Linked DNA regions of Homo sapiens: region 2 is linked to region 1. A link is a loop called in an ENCODE intact Hi-C map of the cell type or tissue named here. Cell type or tissue: breast epithelium. All regions are shown on one strand.

Region 1 (5,000 bases):
TCCCCAGATGCACCGAGCCCGTGGCATCTGGGTGGAGCGGCCTCCGCGGCACAGATCACCTGGGTGTAGTGAGAGGCAGACTCTGGGTCCCTGGGCCTGCGAGCCTGAGACCGGATGACCACCAGCTCCTGGCAGGGTCCACACCCCGAGGCACAGGCAGGGGGACGCATAGCCCAGGTGTGGGACCTCCTCCTTCAGGCCGGGCGGTGCGGGTGCGGCTCAGAGCCCAGTGCCCTCTGCCTCCTGTTGCCTGGGCCGCCAGCGTGACCCACCTGGCATGGACGCCTGGGGACTGAGCCTTGTCCGGCCCCCTCCCAGCCCTGGCTGTCTCCCTCGGCAGGAGCTCGGCACCCCGCAGGTTTTCTTCCCAGGATGTGCGTCTCCGATTGGAAGGTGGAGGAGTCACAGATGCCCCTTTGTGTTTCCAGGCCTGGACTGGGCAGGCCCCGGTCAGGGCTGGGGGAAGATGCTCAGCTCATGTTGGACCTGAAGGTTGTGGGAAACTAGGCCCGGAGTGCAGCAGTGGAGGCCTTGTCTGAGGGGTCGGGCAGTGGGGGCCCCAGCAGAGAGCATGGGGCCGACGAGGGGGACAAAGGGACAAGAGCTCAGGAGCTTTGGAAAGAGGTCTAGGGGCCTAGTGGGCTCCAAGGAGGGCAGAGAAGCCCCACGTACTCCTAGTAATGGAGGCCGTGCCCACCTCGTGAAGGGGATTTCTGAGCTGGGGCCGAAGGCACAGGATGTGGTGGCGTAGGAAGAGCAGTGATGGAGGCTTTCTCCAAGATGTTGGCCGTGCCGTGGAGAGGACTGGACGCTGGGCCAAGGGTGGCCGCATCCATGGGGCCTGGAGCCTGCGGACTGCAGGAAGCCACAGAGTGGGTGGCAGCAGGGGACCTAGGGATGGAGCGAGCCCAGGCTCCGTGGCAGGTGGCCGGGGGCATCTCCCCAAGGCTCTGCCCCTCTGCCCATCAGGTGGGAGGTGCGGCAGATGGGGAGTCTGGGGGGCCTCCTGCGGAGGAGGGTGTGCGCCACGGAAGGCTGCTGAGCCCTCATTGTGTCTGGTGGGAGGCGGGCGTCACAGCTGTGCCGAGAGGCCTGCTCTCGCGTGCTGTGGGAGGGGGGAGACGTGGTGAGGGAGAGCTGGGCAGGGACCATGCCGCTTACCCTCAGGACAGGGTGAGCTGTCCCAGCAGTGGCTGAGCCCGTGCTGCATAAGGGACTTGGCGTGATGTCTGTGATCGTGTCTGTGGTTGGAAGTGACGTCTGGGCTGGAGCTGACACCCAGCTGGAGCTGTGACAAAGGACAGGATGATCAGGGAAATTGCAGAGAACAAGGGCGAGGATGGAAGCTTGAGGGGCGCCGAGGTGTGGAGGGGGTGTCGGTGGAAGAACCCTCAGGAGCTGGGCTGGGGCTGGGGCTGGGGCGCAGCTCGTCCCCGAGTCCATGGTGGTGACGCTCAGGAGGCGCTGGTTCCAGTGGGGAGGTTGGGGAAAGCACTTCCTGATGCCTTTGGGTGTGGAAAGTGGTGGGGGCAGCCAGGCTGGTTCAGTGCAAGGCCTGAGGTGAGGTTCAGGTGCGGCCCACGGGCTGTGGCAGGGACGCAGCACTCAGCAGGTGCCTCAGGGTTTGTTGGAGGTGAGGGGGTAGCAGAGCCCCTCACACAGGTCTAGGTTGCAGGTTCATGGCAGCTGGGTAGGGACGGGAAGCTCCAGTAAGATTCACCATGGGATTTTTCACCAGAAACTCCTAGAAGTTAGTTCTGTGTCGTGAGAATAAAAAAGTTAACATGTCTTTGGCTTCCCATCTGCTGGGGAGTGTGCCCAGTGGCACTGCGGAAACCCAGGCCGGACCTCACAATTGCAGGATGAGCCTCCTCCCTTCTATCCGGCAGGTGGCCTTCTCCAGGCATTGCCCTGCACCTCGAGGGGCAGCGGGGCTTAAGTCAAGCTCTGTAAATGCGGCACCCGACGTCTGAGGCCCGCCACGCTGCAGGTTCCCATCTCCAAAGCCCGTGGTGCTGGGCACGGCAGAGCCGTAGGCGGAGACAGGGAGCCGGGAGGAGCGTCAGATGCCTGTGGCCTCTTTACAGCTCTGTCCCCTGCCTTATCTCGCTGGCTCTGCCCTTGGTCATCAGGATGTGAGGCGGTGACGGACACTTCAGTGCTCTGACGCACTGTGGCCCCGGGGAAGCGTGGTGTCTGCAGCCTCCTGGGCCTTCCCTTCTGCCTGGCTTCCTCCTCCTCCACCCGTCCACCTGTGTGTCTGGGTCAGGCTGGCTTCTGCATCTCTGTGGACAGACCTCTCCCCGTGCTGCAGCTGTTTTCCTTGGGTTGAGCACTGAAAAGAGCCCCTTTGGGTTAGGAGGCAGGTGGACTTCCACTCACATGGAGGAGGAGCCTCCTCTGCCCGGAGGAGACGGTGCTGGGAGAAAATGTAGCTGCAGGTGGAGATTTTCTGATAACCAAGAGTGGATGTTGTCTGTTTACTGAGTGGAGGTTGGGGCCGGTGCCAGGGTTGTCCATCTCCCCTCTGTCCTGCATGGCATGGTGGCAGAGATACCACCATACTTCAGAGGCAGCAGCACCCTCGCCGGGTGCCGGATCTCCCAGGGTCCACCTGTGCTGCCCTGCCCTGGGGTATTTGGAGCTGAGTTCCAATTAAGCCAAGAAAAACAGATTGTTTTACTTAGAATTTAGAAATTCTCCTTTTTTTTTTTTTGAGATGGAGTCTCGCTCTGTCACCCAGGCTGGAGTGCAATGGTGTGATCTTGGCTCACTGCAACCCTGCCTCCTGGGTTCAAGCGATTCTCCTGCCTCAGCCTCCCGAGTAGCTGGAATTACGGGTATGTGCCACCGCACCTGGCTAATTTTTTTGGTATTTTTAGTAGAGATGGAGTTTCGCCATGTTGGCCAGGCTGGTCTCAAACTTCTGACCTTATGTGATCCGCCCGCCTCAGCCTCCCAAAGTGCTGGGATTACAGGCATGAGCCATTGCGCCCGGCCTAGAAATTCTCTTCATAAAACGTGTTTGAGATTGGCACAGGAAGTTTCAAACAGAATCAGGATTCACCATAAGAAGCAGATAAATACATTTGAGGCACCCAGGGTGAGTGATCTCAGCGGAATTCCCCTTTAAGCTTCCTAGTAGCGCGTGCAAAAAGGAAAACGTGTGGATCTAAGACTGTGCACAAACAAAAGCTGTTCTTCTGGGAGGAACCAATCCCTCAGCAATCACACTTGACTCCCTCGAAGGAAAGCTGGAAGGGGAGAGGGCGTCAGGATGCAGGTCCCGGTGTCTCTGTGCAGCTCATCCTCCTTCAGAGGCCGCTCTGCTTCTGTCCATCCCTCCAATTGCCAGTGGTGTCAGCATTTGGGGCCGTGATCAGATGGAGGAAGACTGGCAAGCAGTCACCCCCGACAGGACTCTCTGGCTCAGCCTCCCCAGGAATATGCTGCTCCCCAGGCACAGCGGAAGACCTGCTGCGTTTCATCTTCCGGCTGCCTGTTTAAAGCAAGGGAGGCCATGCCCCCAGCGGGGTCCCTTGTGCCTGGACCCAAGGCAAGAATAGCTCAGGCTTGTTCCTTTTTCCTCAAGTTCCTCTCGGGCGGGCACGGTGTGTCGCCTGGACCTGCATGTAAACATCAGGGCGGAGCAGGAATCGGCCTCCAGGAGGGTAATTGCCTGGCGTACTCTGTCCCAGGTAGTGGGTGAAATGAAAGTAAAAAGCCAGCTGGTCCCTCATGCAGATTTTAGGGGACAAAGTTCAGCATAGAAAGGTCCTGTTACAAGGAGAGGGTTGTGGCGAGCCCAGGGCAGCGCGCGTCCTCCCCGGCAGCTGATCCTCGCCATGGGGGACGGAAAGGCTGTCCGGATTTCCGTGGCGGAAATGAAAAGCTACTACCTGTATTCTGAGTGGTGCTCCTGGCTGCTGTCCGTGGCTGAGGGTGAGTCTCCTCGTCCCCTGTGAGTCCCTCGCAGGTGGTGTGCTCGGAGCAGTCGAGGCGGCCTCTGGGTGAGGCAGCATGGAGGTGCCCTCTGTGGATGCCCCGTGCTCCACAGGGCAGTCTGTGTCCCCTGTGGAATTTGCAGTAGCTCAGGGAGTGGGGATGAGAAGCAAATGAGCTTTTCACCCTAAAGTTATCATCTGATCCTAATTTATGTCACAGTTACCAAAAGCAAATAACCTCCTTTTGTCTGGCAAGCCTGAGCCTCACAAACTGTGCAAACAGCTGGGGGCTCAGCCTGCACCAGGCTGCCCCGCGTCTTGAGAGCTCTGATGTCCCGGGGCCATGGCTGCAGGTGCAGGACAGAGACAAGGCCGTGACCGAACACTTTGCTGGTCCCCTTGACCATGGGACACCCGGTGACGTGCCTGAGGATCGGCCCCGGCACACCGAAGCCCGGTTTATGCAGAGCTTCCCACGGTCAGCCGTGCAGGGAGCTGTGAGCCCCGGCCACTCTTCCTCTTCCCGTCCCGTGGTCAGTGAGCCCCCAGGGCCGTGCGTGGGGCTGAGCAGGTCTCCTGCCTCAGAAGGCATTTCCTTCATTCCACCTCGAAATCCAGAAAATGCCCTGGAACAAGGGCTCGCCCCTTCACTGGCTGAATGCCATCTGTGTGTCTGCCTGGCATGACCTGCGGTCGGGGTCTGATCCTGCCTGTGAAGACACAGTCTCTGTGAGGATGGGGCCGCGGCCGGATGCCATGTGGCGCTTTCCCGGGGCCCAGAGTGCTGAGTCCTTGTCCTCAGAGTTGCAGCTTTGCTGTTTATAAAACTGCATCCACTCTCTTCTGAACTCACCCGTTCTGCAGATGAGGAGAGTCAGGAAGTCACGGAGAGAAATGCGCATCACAGGGTTGTCAGAGCGTCCCACGAACGGTGTGGGAGGACACAGCAGTAGACGTCAGCACCACCACCGCCCCATTCACACCTGGGCTTCCCCCAAACCTCCCACCTCCCCACGGTCCCACTGCCCTCGGAGGACCCACCGCACAGGGGTGTTT
Region 2 (5,000 bases), 75 kb after region 1:
GCTGTGTGTTTGGGTGCTGAGTGTTTTGGCGCTGAGTGAGTGCTGAGTGTTTGGGTGCTGTGTGTTTGGGTGCTGAGTGGTTGGGTGCTGTGTGGGTGCGGAGTGTTTGGGTGCTGAGTGTTTAGGTGCTGTGTGTTTGGGTGCTGAGTGGGTGCTGAGTGTTTCGGCGCTGAGTGGGTGCTGTGTGTTTGGGTGCTGAGTGTTTTGGCACTGAGTGTTTGGGTGCTGTGTGTTTGGGTGCTGAGTGTTTAGGTGCTGTGTGTTTGGGTGCTGAGTGTTTCGGCGCTGAGTGGGTGCTGAGTGGGTGCTGTGTGTTTGGGTGCTGAGTGGGTGCTGAGTGTTTCGGCGCTGAGTGGGTGCTGAGTGGGTGCTGTGTGTTTGGGTGCTGAGTGTTTGGGTGCTGAGTGTTTCGGCGCTGAGTGGGTGCTGTGTGTTTGGGTGCTGAGTGGGCACTGAGTGGGCGCTGAGTGTTTGGGTGCTGTGTGTTTGGGTGCTGAGTGTTTTGGTGCTGAGTGTTTGGGTGCTGTGTGTTTGGGTGCTGAGTGCTTGGGTGCTGTGTGTTTGGGTGCTGAGTGGGTGCTGAATGTTTGGGTGCTGAGTAGGTGCTGTGTGTTTTGGTGCTGAGTGTTTAGGTGCTGTGTGTTTGGGTACTGAGTGGGTGCTGTGTTTAGGTGCTGTGTGTTTGGGTGCTGAGTGGGTGCTGTGTTTGGGTGCTGTGGGTGCTGAATGGGTGCTGTTTTGGCACTGAGTGGGTGCTGAGTGGGTGCTGTGTGGGCGCTGAGTGTTTGGGGGCTGTTTGGGCACTGAGTGTTTGGGTGCTGAGTGTTTAGGTGCTGTGTGTTTGGGTGCTGAGTGTTGGGCACTGAGTGGGTGCTGAGTGTTTTGGCACTGGGTGCTGAGTGTTGGGTGCTGAGTGGGCGCTGAGTGTTTGGGTGCTGAGTGTTTGGGTGCTGAGTGTTTAGTAGCTGCGTGTTTGCTGTGTGTTTGGGTGCTGTGTGTTTGAGTGGTGTGTGTTTGGGTGCTGTGTGTTTGAGTGCTGTGTGTTTGGGTGCTGAGTGTTTGGGTGCTGAGTGTTTAGGTGCTGTGTGTTTGGGTGCTGAGTGTTGGGTGCTGAGTGTTTGGGTGCTGAGTGTTTTGGCACTGTTTGGGTGCTGAGTGTTGGGTGCTGAGTGGGCACTGAGTGTTTGGGTGCTGAGTGTTTAGTAGCTGCGTGTTTGCTGTGTGTTTGGGTGCTGAGTGTTTGGGCACTGTGTGGGCGCTGAGTGTTTGGGCGCTGTGTGTTTGGGCACTGAGTGTTTGGATGCTGAGTGTTTGGGTGCTGAGTGGGTGCTGTGTGTTTGGGTGCTGAGTGTTGGGTGCTGAGTGTTTGGGTGCTGAGTGTTTTGGCACTGTTTGGGTGCTGAGTGTTGGGTGCTGAGTGTTTGGGCTCTGAGTGTTTGGACACTGAATGGGTGCTGAGTGTTTAGGTGCTGAGTGTTTGGGTGCTGAGTGTTTCGGTGCTGTTTGGGTGCTGAGTGTTTGGGCGCTGAGTGTTTGGGTGCTGAGTGTTTAGGTGCTGAGTGGGCGCTGTGTGTTTGGGCGCTGAGTGTTTAGGCACTGAGTGGGCACTATGTGGGCATTGAGTTTTTGGGCGCTGTGTGTTTGGGCGCTGAGTGTTTGGGTGCTGAGTGTGTGGGCGCTGAGTGGGCATTGAGTGGGTGCTGAGTGTTTGGGCACTGAGTGGGCGTTGAGTGTTCGGGCACTTTGTGTTTGGGTGCTGAGTGGGTGCTGTGTGTTTGGTCACTGAGTGGGCGCTAAGTGGGTGCTGAGTGTTTTGGTGCTGAGTATTTGGGTGCTGAGTGGGTGCTGTGTGTTTGAGTGCTGTGTGTTTGGGTGCTGAGTGGGTGCTGAGTGCTTAGGTGCTGTGTGTTTGGGTGCTGAGTGGTGGGAGCTGAGTGTTTGGATGCTGAGTGTTTTGGCGCTGTGTGGGTGCTGAGTGTTTAGTAGCTGTGTGTTTGCTGTGTGGTTGCTGAGTGTTTGGGTGCTGAGTGTTTAGTTGCTGTGTGTTTGCTGTGTGTTTGGGTGCTGAGTGTTTGGGCACTGAGTGGGCGCTGTGTGTTTGGGCGCTGAGTGGGCACTGAATGGGCGCTGTTTGGGCACTGAGTGGGTGCTGTGTGGGCGCTGAGTGGGCGCTGTGTGTTTGGGGGCTGAGTATTTGGGGGCTGAGTGGACACTGTGTATTTGGGCACTGAGTGGGCGCTGTGTGTTTGGGCGCTGAGTGTTTGGGTGCTGAGTGTTTGGGTGATGTGTGGGCGCTGTGTATTTGGGCGCTGAGTGGGCGCTGAGTGTTTAGGTGCTGAGTGTTTGGGTGCTGAGTGTTTCGGCACTGTTTGGGTGCTGAGTGTTTCAGCGCTGTTTGGGTGCTGAGTGTTTCAGTGCCATTTGGGTGCTGAGTGGGTGCTGAGTGTTTGGGTGCTGAGGACAGACTTGTCAAGGTCTTGCTACTAGGATTCCACAACTGTGGAAAAGGCATTGTATAATCCTAAGTGAGGTCCCAGCCACTTATGTTGCAATCCCAGAGCTGGGTTGGAACTTGGGGTGCGCGATCTAGAATTCCCGCCTGAGATCATGTTGTCAGCAGTAGAGATGAGCCCAGGTGTCCCTGCAGCCAGCGTGGCTGGAGGGCCCAGACTTGGCCCACGCCCCACGCGTCCCCTGACTTCAGACCCTACCCCAGCTTCCTAACCTCAGGGCCCTCTTCTTATGGTCCTCGCTAGGCCAGCCTGAACATTGGAGTGTGGCTGGGGCAGTGCCCAGGCAGGACATCCTGGTGAGTCGGTCACTCCTCCTCTAGTCCTTGCTGCTATATTCCTTTCGGGCTTTAGGGCAATGCCATTCTTTTCTATATGTCATATTTTAGGTGCATTTAACTTAGTTATCCAGAAATCAAACTCAGTTGCTTCAGTTTCTTTTTTTGGTGATGGGGTCTCCCTGGATTTCAGCATCTGGACATAACTTGGTGTCGAGAGCAACCATCACTGCACGTCTGTCATCGCGGCTTTTGAGCGCTTCCTTGGTGCAGGTGTCCACTGAACGCCACGCACGCCTTGGTCCATTTCATCTTCGAAAGGGTGTCATGAGTAGGCACTGCCGGTCTCCCCACTTTCCCAATGGAGAAGCTGAGACACAGAGAAGGGGAGTGACCTACCCAAGTTCCCACGCCTTGTAAGAGGCAGAGCCAGTTTCCAAATAAATTCATGTAACTGTGTCCAAGGCCGTGTGTGCACACCAGGGCACAAGATTATTTTTATTTTTGTAGGTAACACACACATGTGTCTATGTTGCTTTTATAAAATTTGACAAGTGTCTTGGTTTCCTGGGGCCATGGTAACAAAGTAACTACAGACTGACCACTGGGCGCACAGAAGCTGTTCCCTCCCAGCCCCGGAGGCGGAGTCTGAACTCAGGTGTGGCCGGAGGGGGCTCCTTCCAAGGCTATGGGGAGCGTCTCTCTGCTCGAGGCCTCTCCTCAGCTTCTGGTCTGGCTGCCTCCTGGGTCTCCCTGGGTGTGGAAGCACCGCCCCGGCCTCCACCAGCAAATTCTCTGGGAGCTCTCCACGCGGTGCTGGGATCAGGGCCTGCCCTAATGACCTCACTTTAGCTTGGTTACCTCTGTAAAGACCGCGTCACCAGCCAAGGTCACGTTCGGAGGCACTGGGAGTTAGGCTTCGACATCATAATTTGGGGGGACACAGCTCAGCCCCTAACAACTGTCGTAAGCTTTGGACTTTTACATTTGTAAGCAGCATAACGTTCTGCCAAGACATGAGGCTTTTCCTCTTTTCTTTTAGAAAAGAGATGCCTTTCACAGAGGCCAGCATCTCTACCATGTTTATCTCAGCATAAACCTGCTGCGTTGAGGATGCCTGGCCGCTAGCTGCGCGCCCCCGGTCAGCCCAGCGTGCAGGCACCGCACTAGGGGGGCTGCTGTCTGCAGAGCACGCTGCAGGCCCTTGTCTCTCGCCCTCTCTCACAGGCATCTTTCCCGGCAAACCTGCAGCTCGTCCTCGTGCTTCGCCCGACGGGTTTTTTCCAAAGGACTCTCTCCGACATCGCTTTCAAATTCAATAGAGATGACTTTAAGATGAAGGTGCCGGTAAGTGCGCCCCGCCTCCATCCTGCGGTAGCAGAACGGAACTCATTGCCGTCCTGGCCCATCTGTGATCATCGAAATCCTCGAGGAGCTGACTTCAGGGCCACACGGTCAACAAAACCCCGCAGGACCTGGCGGGAAGTTGCACCTCCTCAATGCTGCCAGAAGCAGTACAATCCTTTCTTCCCCCACCCCCGCCCCCAGCCCCCACCCCGCCAGAGGTGCACAGAGCATCAACCTCAGAGAGGCCACCGTGTGGGCATCCCATCAGGACGCGGGTCACGCGACATTCATACCCCCAGGAGAACTACAGAACTTGAGACCCTAAGGGCTGAGAGTCCGCCTGGCCCACCCGCGAGGAACTCAGCCCAGGCCCTGCCTGCACCCCAGGGATGAGAGAAGGGCTGGGGAGGGGGCTGTAAGCATCTCTGGACCTGGGAGGGAGCACCCACTGCTGACAGGGATGGGCCGGACCTGTCCTGGAGCAGCCAACAGGGTGACCCCTGCCCCATCGCCACCACACTATCCCGGCACAGGGCAGCATCTCCCAACACTGCCCACTGAGAAAGCACCTTCAGTCCTGATCTGCTGTCCTTTAAAGAACAAAGGCTTCACAAAGTCCCTTAGAGCCTGTGGAGCCCGGTCACCAGCCCGAGCTGTGTAGCTCCCCCGGAGAGCCCTGGTCAGCTGCCTTGGCGAGCTCACATCTTCTCTGCCACAAAGAGAACAGAGACATATGGGCCAGCACCAGGCACCGCAGAGCACCCCATGGCACCAGCCAGATGCTACTGGAAACCAGGCAATCTGGGGTGCAGGTCGCTCACTGTGAAGCTACTCCCTGTGCGCTGGGAATCAGGTGGCACCAGCC

What was found. Peaks named below come from ENCODE experiments on the same cell type or tissue, not always from the same donor. Only the 100,000 strongest peaks of a DNase experiment are listed, where the experiment ranks them.
Region 2: a loop joins it to region 1, with 31 times the contacts of the local background. A loop is called at or near these places in 1 of 110 quality-filtered maps.

Annotation. Positions count from the first base shown.
Region 1 is chr13:112,981,538-112,986,537 of GRCh38, forward strand. The region is part of intron 1 of MCF2L (MCF.2 cell line derived transforming sequence like); the gene reads left to right. Among named protein-coding and RNA genes, the nearest start is that of MCF2L, 15 kb to the left of the region's middle. RefSeq lists enhancers at 1-709, 3,992-4,989. In breast epithelium, no CTCF peak of the experiment used is centred here; no DNase peak of the experiment used is centred here; H3K4me3 peaks cover 3,423 bases; H3K27ac peaks cover 1,612 bases.
Region 2 is chr13:113,056,578-113,061,577 of GRCh38, forward strand. MCF2L (MCF.2 cell line derived transforming sequence like) reads left to right here. Exons shown (of 30, transcript NM_001112732.3): 5 at 4,016-4,135. Among named protein-coding and RNA genes, the nearest start is that of F7, 47 kb to the right of the region's middle. In breast epithelium, no CTCF peak of the experiment used is centred here; no DNase peak of the experiment used is centred here.